Linked DNA regions of Homo sapiens: region 1 is linked to region 2. A link is a loop called in an ENCODE intact Hi-C map of the cell type or tissue named here. Cell type or tissue: dorsolateral prefrontal cortex. All regions are shown on one strand. Each heading gives the region's core, and the rest is flanking DNA. Links, peaks and the distances in the headings are about the cores only. Region 1 has its middle 7.2 kb from the start of TMEM98. Region 2 overlaps MYO1D (myosin ID).

Region 1 (5,375 bases), core at 283-5,282, 50 kb before region 2:
TTGGTGGAGACGGGGTTTCGCTCTGTTGGCCGGGCTGGTCTCCAGCTCCTAACCGCGAGTGATCCGCCAGCCTCGGCCTCCCGAGGTGCCGGGATTGCAGATGGAGTCTCGTTCACTCAGTGCTCAATGGTGCCCAGGCTGGAGTGCAGCGGCGTGATCTCGGCTCGCTACAACCACCTCCCAGCCGCCTGCCTTGGCCTCCCAAAGAGCCGAGATTGCAGCCTCTGCCCGGCCGCCACCCCGTCTGGGAAGTGAGGAGCGTCTCTGCCTGGCCACCCATCGTCTGGGATATGAGGAGCCCCTCTGCCTGGCTGCCCAGTCTGGAAAGTGAGGAGCGTCTCTGCCCGGCCGCCATCCCATCTAGGAAGTGAGGAGCGTCTCTGCCCGGCCGCCCATCGTCTGAGATGTGGGGAGCACCTCTGCCCCACCGCCCTATCTGGGATGTGAGGAGCGCCTCTGCTGGGCCGCAACCCTGTCTGGGAGGTGAGGAGCGTCTCTGCCCGGCCGCTCCGTCTGAGAAGTGAGGAAACCCTCTGCCTGGCAACCGCCCCGTCTGAGAAGTGAGGAGCCCCTCCGTCCGGCAACCACCCCGTCTGGGAAGTGAGGAGCGTCTCCGCCCGGCAGCCACCCCGTCCGGGAGGGAGGTGGGGGGGGTCAGCCCCCCGCCCAGCCAGCCGCCCCGTCCGGGAGGTGAGGGGCTCCTCTGCCCGGCCGCCCCTACTGGGAAGTGAGGAGCCCCTCTGCCCGGCCAGCCGCCCCGTCCGGGAGGGAGGCGGGGGGGTGGGGGTCGGCCAGCCGCCCCGTCCGGGAGGGAGGTGGGGGGGTCAGCCCCCCGCCCGGCCAGCCGCCCCGTCCGGGAGGTGAGGGGCTCCTCTGCCCGGCCGCCCCTACTGGGAAGTGAGGAGCCCCTCTGCCCGGCCAGTCGCCCCATCCAGGAGGGAGGTGGGGGGGTCAGCCCCCCGCCCGGCCAGCCGCCCCGTCCGGGAGGGAGGTGGGGGGTCAGCCCCCCGCCCGGCCAGCCGCCCCGTCCGGGAGGGAGGTGGGGGGATCAGCCCCCCGCCTGGCCAGCCGCCCCGTCCGGGAGGTGAGGGGCGCCTGTGCCCGGCCGCCCCTACTGGGAAGTGAGGAGCCCCTCTGCCTGGCCAGCCGCCCCGCCCGGGAGGGAGGTGGGGGGTTCAGCCCCCCGCCTGGCCAGCCGCCCCATCCGGGAGGGAGGTGGGGGGGTAAGCCCCCCACCCGGCCAGCCGCCCCGTCTGGGAGGGAGGTGGGGGGGGTCAGCCCCCCGCCCGGCCAGCCGCCCCGTCCGGGAGGGAGGTGGGGGGATCAGCCCCCCGCCTGGCCAGCCGCCCCGTCTGGGAGGTGAGGGGCGCCTCTGCCCGGCCGCCCCTACTGGGAAGTGAGGAGCCCCTCTGCCCGGCCAGCCGCCCCGTCCGGGAGGGAGGCGGGGGGGGGGGGTCGGCCAGCCGCCCCGTCCGGGAGGGAGGTGGGGGGGTCAGCCCCCCTTCCGGCCGGCCGCCCCGTCCGGGAGGTGAGGGGCGCCTCTGCCCGGCCGCCCCTACTGGGAAGTGAGGACCCCTCTGCCCGGCCAGCCGCCCCGTCCGGGAGGGAGGTGGGGGGGACAGCCCCCCGCCCTGCCAGCCGCCCTATCCAGGAGGTGAGGGGCACCTCTGCCCGGCCGCCCCTACTGGGAAGTGAGGAGCCCCTCTGCCTGGCCAGCCGCCCCGTCCGGGAGGGTGGTGGGGGGGTCAGCCCCCCGCCCGGCCAGCCGCCCCATCCGGGAGGTGAGGGGCGCTTCTGCCCGGCCGCCCCTACTGGGAAGTGAGGAGCCCCTCTGCCCGGCCGCGACCCCGTCTGGGAGGTGTGCCCAGCGGCTCATTGGGGATGGGCCATGATGACAATGGCGGTTTTGTGGAATAGAAAGGCGGGAAGGGTGGGGAAAAAATTGAGAAATCGGATGGTTGCCGGGTCTGTGTGGATAGAAGTAGACATGGGAGACTTTTCATTTTGTTCTGTACTAAGAAAAATTCTTCTGCCTTGGGAAAAAAAAAAAAAAAAAAGAAATTTGGTTATTTCTGTGGTCTACAGTAAGTTAACATAATAAACATAATTATGAATGATAGCATATACTCAGACATATTTAGAATTTTAGAAATCCCATACAATTTTGTAACATATATTAATAGTCACTGAAATATAACCTGAAGAAAATTAAACATTTTTTTATTTTGACAATGCTTCCCATGTAACTAAATATGTAAGCTGAAATTTGATTTTGGGAAGCCTATTAAATATGCTAAAGGCTTACAAAAATTTACATTCCCATGCCTTCTTATAATCTTTTACCATTCATTCAACCGGTTTGCACAGAGAAAGAGAGGCCAGAGGTCCGACTGGTATGAAATTCTTACCCTTTTGCTGCGTATCAGGTTTCTGGGTTCTCTCTCCCTGAGCAGCCCTAGTGACCCTGGCTCAACTATATGCAAACACAAACATTGCCATGAATTAAGAATGTTCACAGGCCGGGCGCGGCGGCTCGTGCCTATAATCCCAGCACTTGGGAGGCTGAGGCACTAGAATCACTTGAACCCAGGAGGCAGAGGTTGCAGTGAGCCGAGATCGCACCAATGCACTCCAGCCTGGGTAACAGAGCAAGACTCCATCTCAAGAAGAAAAAAAAAAAAAAAAAGGAATATTCACAAATAGTTTACAAAGTCTGGACAAATTAGGCAGAGAGAGAAAAATATGACTTGAAAGCATACTCAATACACTTAAAGTATCAGGGAATCTAATATCCAAAAAGTTAGTTTAAAGTTAACAAGCTGGTGTGTTCCATCAATTCCTGTGAACCCAACAAAGGTAGCCTAGAAATTCCAGACAAATGGAACAAATGATGACTTGCTAGAAATGCATAGGAAACAAAATAACTATTCATAGAACCGAATAAAAGCCTTCCACTAGAAACTAAAAAAAATCATGGTTTTATATATATGCGTACATAAGCAAAGCCCAGAGGAGCGTAAACAGCAAACAAATAAAAATTAGAAGCACAAACAAACAGGAAACCAACCCTAAATTTCTCCTACTCAATCTACCCGGGAGGCAGCAGTGTTACCCAGAGCTCCCCGCCAGAAAAACCCACATAATGAATATTTTATTCCTGATATACAATTCAGTATCCTTAAGCTCACCAATATCACCACATATCCGGTGCAATCAGGAAATACACTCTCAGCCAGCCGTGGTGCTTCACGCCTGTAATCCCAGCACTTTGGGAGGCCAAGGCGGGTGGATCACTTGAGGTCAGGAGTTCAAGACCAGCCTGGCCAACATGGTGAAACCACAGCTCTACTAAAAAATACAAAAATTAACCAGGCATGGTGGCACGCACCCGTAATCCCAGCTACTCAGGAGGCTGTGGCAGGAGAATAGCTTGAACCCAAGAGGCAGAGGTTACAGTGAGCCGAGATCATGCCACTGCACTCCAGCCTCAGTGACAGAGCTAGATTCCATCAAAAAAAAAAAAAAAAAATTAACTCCAGGCACATAATCAGTAAGTACTCCAGTGCCAGCACTATCCATGCAAAACAGTAAACATAGTGTGAAGCAATGCAAGTATGTATATGAAATTTGACTCCACACAGAAAAACACGGCTTAACTATATTAAAAAAGAATTGCCAAACTGCCAATGCATTTTTTTACAATATTTCTTATTTTACTTTAATCAAGACTAAGAGCTTTAACTATGAAAATGTTAATTAGCCAAATTTCTCCAATTCTCTATGAGGTTTTAAATAATATTTTATTATCTAAACTTTTCCACATGTTTCTTCCCTACTTACTGGTTCCTTACTACATTGTTTCATAAACAACTTTTTCAAATCTGTAATTTGAACTAACTTTTAGATAACTTCTGAATTAGACAAAATTATTATTTTTCTCACTAATATCACAAACTTTTTTGGCACATTTTGTCCTTAGTAACCTAAAACTTTAGCAAAACACTAAAAAGCAAGAAATCTTGAACGATCAGACATGGGCATTTATAGATAAGAACAATCCCACAGTTTTTAAAAATATATTTCCCCATACCACAACCCTTTCTTAATTGGAAATGACCCACATATTCAACGAGCATCAAAAATAATTTTAAGATTTTAATTTACACAAAACATTTACATAAAACATTTATCCCATTTACATATACTCAATTCTTTCACTTACATTTATCTAGATAACTTCTGTAAACTGAGATATTAGATGCTATCATTTAAAGTTAGTTATTTCCTTGTTAACTACGTTTTGAATAGCCAGTGAACATCAGGTGCTCACCTAAACCTAAGTAAGAGTCTCAAAGTTAAATACATAGGTATTTTTGCTAATAAATCACAAGATTTAGCTGACAACATTAAATTACTCATGTTTGTCAATAAAAAGGGCACGCAAACCAAGATCACTTTGTTTTGGCTGGGTTTATAGTTTTATAACTTTCTATGCCAAACCTGGACACCTCAAAATATCTAGCAGAGACAAATATAAAATCCAGACAAAAGTGTATGCTGACAGTTCTGAAGGCATTTCTATTTTTATTTTACCAATAATTTTAAAAGCAGCTTGTTTAGTAAAGTTATACTTAAGTCACATGAACTTGAACATTGCTTAAACTTATTTATTTAATTTATGAGGGCTCTTTTACTTACAAGCCAGTTTGGTAGACACAACATATAACAATAAGCATACATACAAATAAACACATCTAGACATGTATACACACTACACACAAATAAATGAAGATCCAATACCTTTTACCTTGGAATCCTAGCCATGAGATAGCAATACAAGCTTGCCAGTTTTACTTTGTTTGCCCCAATAGGTAATCCAATGAAGGCCGTGAACCAAAATTTCAGGTAAAGCAGTTTGATTTTTAAAGGCCAGACCGCCCCAGATTCCAAAGAACACTGGGGCCAAACAGCACCAAAGGAGAGCATCACATATTAACCAGACCCAACCCTGCTTAGGACAGCAGCACTAAAGCCTGGATACATGCAACTCCATCCTACTTTCCCATTCAACAGCAAACTCCAGATTCCAAACAATATTGGGGCCAAACAGTATCGCAACTGCAAGAGAAAATTCTAACGAGGGCTTAGTACTAGGCCTAAGAACCTCTGCCGAGGGCGTTCTCTTTGGAGAGGTTGTGGTCCAGAGGATCCCCCAGAGTGTCCCCCTTTGGGGTCCAATCTTAGAGTGTCAGATGTCTCTGACCTTAGATGGGCACCAGTGCCACTTTGCATGTTTTCCCTCCAGAGGTCATGGCCTACTATGAGCTTTCCTTTTATCCTTGGATGAAGGCCTGGACTTACAGCACTCTTATAAT
Region 2 (5,375 bases), core at 237-5,236:
GTCTCCTGGAATATTGGTGGTTGGGCACATATTTCTGGTTGTATATAGCTGAAATTGAGCGTGTTTGGTCCATTGGTATATATGGATGTGTGAGTGAAATTCCCATGTGTGCTTGTACCTCATGACTCCTGCCCTCCCAAGCTGTAGTTCCTGCTCTTACTCCCCAGTCTGGAATGTCCTGTCCTCCCTTCCCACCTGGCTCTTCTGCAAGGCCTGCTTCCTTCCTTTAAGTCATGTAATAGTCAAGCACTCAAGGCTGCAGGTGCTTCATGGGTCTGTGTTTTCTCAACAGCAGCACCTAGCATAATGCTGGGTACAGAGTACATTCCTTCATGACAACATTTTTTTGTAGAGAGGGAAAAATGCTTGTTACTTTTTTTTTTAAAAGCTTATGTGGCATTGTCCTTTTAGAATTATCTTCTTGTTTTGCTATTAATCTGGCCTTCTTTTTCCCTCTTGGAGCTAAAGCTTGATTTTTAGACAACTGCCACAATTGATGCAACTTTCTCCTACCATTTTTACTTTTAAAAATTGACCTAGGCCGGGCGCGGTGGCTCACGCCTGTAATCCCAGCACTTTGGGAGGCCGAGGCAGGTGGATCATGAGGTCAGGAGATCCAGACCATCCTGGCTAACAAGGTGAAACCCTGTCTCTACTAAAAATACAAAAAATTAGCCGGGCGCGGTGGCGGGCGCCTGTAGTCCCAGCTACTCGGGAGGCTGAGGCAGGAGAATGGCGTGAACCCGGGAAGCGGAGCTTGCAGTGAGCCGAGATTGCGCCACTGCAGTCCGCAGTCCGGCCTGGGTGACAGAGCGAGACTCCGTCTCAAAAAAAAAAAAAAAAATTGACCTAGATGTGTGTCTGGATGGGGCAAGAGTAAAAGAGTGATGTGGATTACTGCGAGTTAGGATATCTGAGAAGGAGCTTCAACTTATATTTCTTGCTTTATAACAAAACCTGCGGCCGGGCGCGGTGGCTCACGCCTGTAATCCCAGCACTTTGGGAGGCTGAGGCGGGCGGATCATGAGGTCAGGAGATCGAGACCATCCTGGCTAACACCGTGAAACTCTGTCTCTACTAAAAATACAAAAAAAATTAGCCAGGCGTGGTGGTGGGTGCCTGTGGTCCCAGCTACTTGGGAGGCTGAGGCAGGAGAATGGCGTGAACCTGGGAGGTGGAGCTGGCAGTGAGCCGAGATTGCGCCATTGCCCTCCAGCCTGGGTGACTGAGCAAGACTCCGTCTCAAAATAAATAAATAAATAAAACCTGCTTGTGTTCTAACAAAACCCTGGAATATCTGAGAAGGAGCTTCAATTTATATTCCTTGCTTTATAACAAAACCTGCTTGTATTGTGAGGGCTCCTTCTTTCCCTCCCAGAAGTCTCTTGTTGGGGGATATTTCTTTTGACTTTTTGGTGGAGATGGAGGTGGTGGTGATAAGTTCCTCATTCCAATTTCCAAGGGTCTCTGCTCAGGCGTAAGACCTCTGTATGAGTCCTGCCTGCTTCCATGGTCAGGAGCAGTTCCTGCCAGCAACCCTGATGACCACTTGAAGCCCTAACCACAACATCCCTGTCCTACCATGTTCTGCTTTCTCTGTAGCCACTTCCTTTTTGGATGTGGAGCTCATTGGTTCCTTTTCTCCTTACATGGGCCATTCCTATACGTGAGTTCTTCCAGCATTAACATCAGCTTTGCACCCTCCCTCTGAGAGTCCTGCCAGGGCAAGCTGCTTGCATCTGCTCCTCGGCGTGCTCCTTACTCCGCACACTCCTCACTCTCAGCCATGTGCGTGAAAGGAAGAATGCAGGCTACTGCTCAGGAGTGGACTTGAGCCACGGACGGTGTCCTTGACAGAAATGCTTTCCATTTTATAGGACAATGAAATATACGTTAGACTTCCAGAGGTCCAGTTTCTTAACTTTATTTGTTATTGGTTCCTGTTTTGAGAATAAAGCATCTATTCAGTCTGATATCTTGGCTTCTCAGAAATTTAATTTTTCACCCTCTCTTTTCTTACTGGGTTTTGTCTTCCATAAAAGCAATCATCTGAAGCACTGTGCATGCCAAAGCTCCATGCAACTTCTCTTTTTTAATCTAACACAGTATGTCTTTTGTACCTTTGCTTAGACCTGGGATTTTCAGCCTTGTCACTATTGACATTTTAGACATTTTAGACTTTGTTGTAGGGGCTGTCCTGTGTGTCGTAGGATGTTTAGAAGCATCCCTGGCCTCTACTCACTAGATGTCAACAACTCCACTCCTCTTTCATTTATGACAACCAAAAATGTCTCTAGACATTGCCACAAGTCCCTGGGGGGGTTGTGTGTGGGTGGGTGTCTTTGTGCTCACATGCATGCAATATTATCCCTAGCTGAGAGCCACTGGCTCTTGCTGTTTTCACCCCCTGGAATGTCCTCCTTTCCTCATCTCTGCCCTCATTCCCTGCCTGCCATACTCTTACTCATCCTTCAAGACCAGATGTGAGAAATCTTTCCCAATCCCCCAAAACAGGTCAATGTCACATTCTCATGTGCTCTCAGGATACATGGACATTTATTCATAACAGAGAATTTATCATATTCATATTCCTCACCAACCTATGGAATCCTCAAAGGCAGATAGCCTGTTCAGAGGTAGATCCAGGTTTTCTGGTGCTTTGAACCTCATAATGCTTGGGGGCAACCACCTTTAAGAAAAAGAATGTAAATCATGAATGCAGAATAAAATGCAAGGCTTTGGAAGGGGAAGGTGCAAGTGAGTGGCTGTGAAGCAAACCTACCTTTAATCCTTTTGCGTTTTCTGTGATGCTACAGAATTTGCCCTTCCCCATGTTTAATACATCTTAAAATGAATTAACTGAGTACTCAAATGTTGGCTGATTGGTCTTCAACCAATGGAATTATTTCTTTTTTTTCTTTCTTTTTTTTTTTTTTTAGCAGACAATCTTCTCAAAATACTGTACTTTAATAGAACTTAACTGTGTGTTGGGGCAGTGAGTTATAGATTAGAAGAAAGGCAGGAAACAGACACACACATACTCACCACACCACCCCTGTATTCTTTCTCTGTGGCTGTTTGGTCATTTGGAAAATTTGGTGGGACAAAGGGTGTCTCTTGCTTGCCAGGGAAAAAAACCCATAGATACCCTGGGTGGTCTTCAAGTAAATGTAAACCTGCCATTGGTTCAGGGCTCTAGTTAGAAATAGCTCTAGTTAGATTTATAGGAGAGGTGAATGGCACACTAAATCTTTTTGGCTTCCATGTGAAATTCTTTGGCAACCTCTTTTGAAGGCCTTTGGAAAAGGACAGTTTGCTCTCTGCCTGTTTTGTACATTGGCTTCATATTGGGACAAAAATGGGAATTTGGGTTTTGGAGCTGCCATTTGGAGTGAATCACCCTGCCGCCTGGTTTCCTTTCCTACTCCGTGACAGATTTCCGAGACTATTTTTATTCAGGGTCATTTCTTGACCCTGGAGACTTCTGCTGAATTTAGTTCCCAAATAGAGCCAGATGTGGGTGGAATCAAGCACTTAGAAGTTGCTACTGGTTCATTTCATTGCAGGTTCTGATGGGATCTACTTTTCTTTTTTCTTTTTTTTAGACGAGGTCTCACTCTGTCACCCAGGCTGGAGTGCAATGGCACAATCATGATTCACTGCAGCCTTGACTTCCCCAGCTCAAGCAACCCTCCTACTTCAGCCTCCTGAGTAGCTGGGACTACAGGCGCACACCACCAAGCCTGGCTAATTTTTTTTTTTTATTTGGGAACTACTTTTACATTAAAGAGATACACTTTGGCTTTTTGCTTAACTTTGAGACAAAAATGTTGAATCTGATATAGCTAGAAATGTGTTTATTTAGTGATCTCCATATTAGCTCTATGTGGAGAGCTGTTCGTTGACATTCTCACCTAAGTGTGAGTCAGCTAAGCAAAATGGACACTATCTCTAGGAGTGACCTCATTTAATGATAATTCTCTAGTACCCATTTGTGGTGCTGCCACTGGAACTGGTTTGGGTCATTGTATTATTGCCCAGCCACTGCTAAGTCGGGGAACTTTACTGTCAGCAGTGGCTCCAGCTCCGCTGGGTAGATTACCTGTTCATGAGCCTCACCGACATGGCCTATAAAAATGCCAACTATATTCATAATGGGGTCAGAGGGTAACAGCATTTTAAAATATGCATTGTATGTCTCTCCTTTATCATTTATTAGATGCCTTGATTTGGATGACAGTTTTATTTCCTGTAGGAAGCAGGCTTCTTTCAGTTCAACTGCAATGTAATTACTGGCTAGATCTCTTTTTTTTTTTGAGACAGGGCCTCGCTCTGTTGCCCAGGCTGGAGTGCGGTAGTGCGATCTTGGCTCACTGCATCCTCTGCATCCCAGGTTCAAGCGATTCTCATGCCTCAGCCTCCCTAGTGGCTGGGATTACAGGCACGTACCACCACTCCCAGCTAATTTTTTTTTTTTTTTGTATTTTTAGTAGAGATGGGGTTTTGCTATGTTGGTCAGGCTGGTCTCAAACTCCTGAGCTCAAGTGATCCGCCCGCCTCAGCCTCCCAAAGTTTTGAGATTACAGGCATGAGCCACCGAACCCAGCCAAGATCTCTTGAATAGAACAATGTTTTCCAAACTTTAGTTTTGAGCATTTGTGGGAAAAGAGAATCAAAAGTATGCTTCCAATAGGGAATCATGGAAAGAGCACAGGCTCTGAGACGTAAATGACCAAGTTCAAATCTCAGCTTCAGCTGAGCATACTTCTCTTACCATAGGCTTCCCTAAGCCTCATTTCCTTATATGTAAAATGATCGCCTTTTAGGGTTATTGAGATGAAATCACATGTTCAGCAAGTGCCTGGTATATAATTCTCACTCAACTAATGCTAACTCTTCCTGAATCCTTCCCGAATGGCCTCACCTCCCTACCCTGACCCCATAACTGCTAGAGAGCTAGATATTTTCATCTCTTCCTTGTCATTTCTTCCTCCCTCACTAAGACAAAGTTTTGTCTTTTTTGTTTGTTTTGATTTTGTTTGGGGGGCAAGGATGAAAGTTTGCAATGGCGCAAACTAGGGAATTCAGATTACCTAGCAGAGAGTGCAAGAACACGAAATAGACAAATCTGGACCTTAATCTTGTCTTTGTTCCTTTACTACCACCTGTGTGACTTTGGACAAGTGACTTAGCTTCTTTGAGCCTCAGTTTTTTCATCTATAAAGATGATGTGTTCTTGTGAAATTATAGCACATTTAAAATATGTGTCAAATACCTATGGTGGTGGCTGAAGCATAGTAGATACTCAGTGGGTACCCCTCTGTCTCTGCTCCATTCCCTGGTCCAGCCCTGTGAACCAAAAATGCCCTTGCTAT

Evidence for each region. Hi-C counts contacts between places; a loop is a spot of excess contacts. Peaks named below come from ENCODE experiments on the same cell type or tissue, not always from the same donor. Only the 100,000 strongest peaks of a DNase experiment are listed, where the experiment ranks them.
Region 1: a loop joins it to region 2, with 8 times the contacts of the local background. A loop is called at or near these places in 19 of 110 quality-filtered maps.

The regions. Positions count from the first base shown.
Region 1 is chr17:32,918,284-32,923,658 of GRCh38, reverse strand. No RefSeq gene overlaps it. Among named protein-coding and RNA genes, the nearest start is that of TMEM98, 7.2 kb to the left of the region's middle. RefSeq lists an enhancer at 5,182-5,375. In dorsolateral prefrontal cortex, for the core only: no CTCF peak of the experiment used is centred there; no DNase peak of the experiment used is centred there.
Region 2 is chr17:32,868,160-32,873,534 of GRCh38, reverse strand. All of the region lies in intron 1 of MYO1D (myosin ID), which reads left to right. Among named protein-coding and RNA genes, the nearest start is that of MYO1D-DT, 6.0 kb to the left of the region's middle. In dorsolateral prefrontal cortex, for the core only: no CTCF peak of the experiment used is centred there; no DNase peak of the experiment used is centred there; H3K27ac peaks cover 2,431 bases.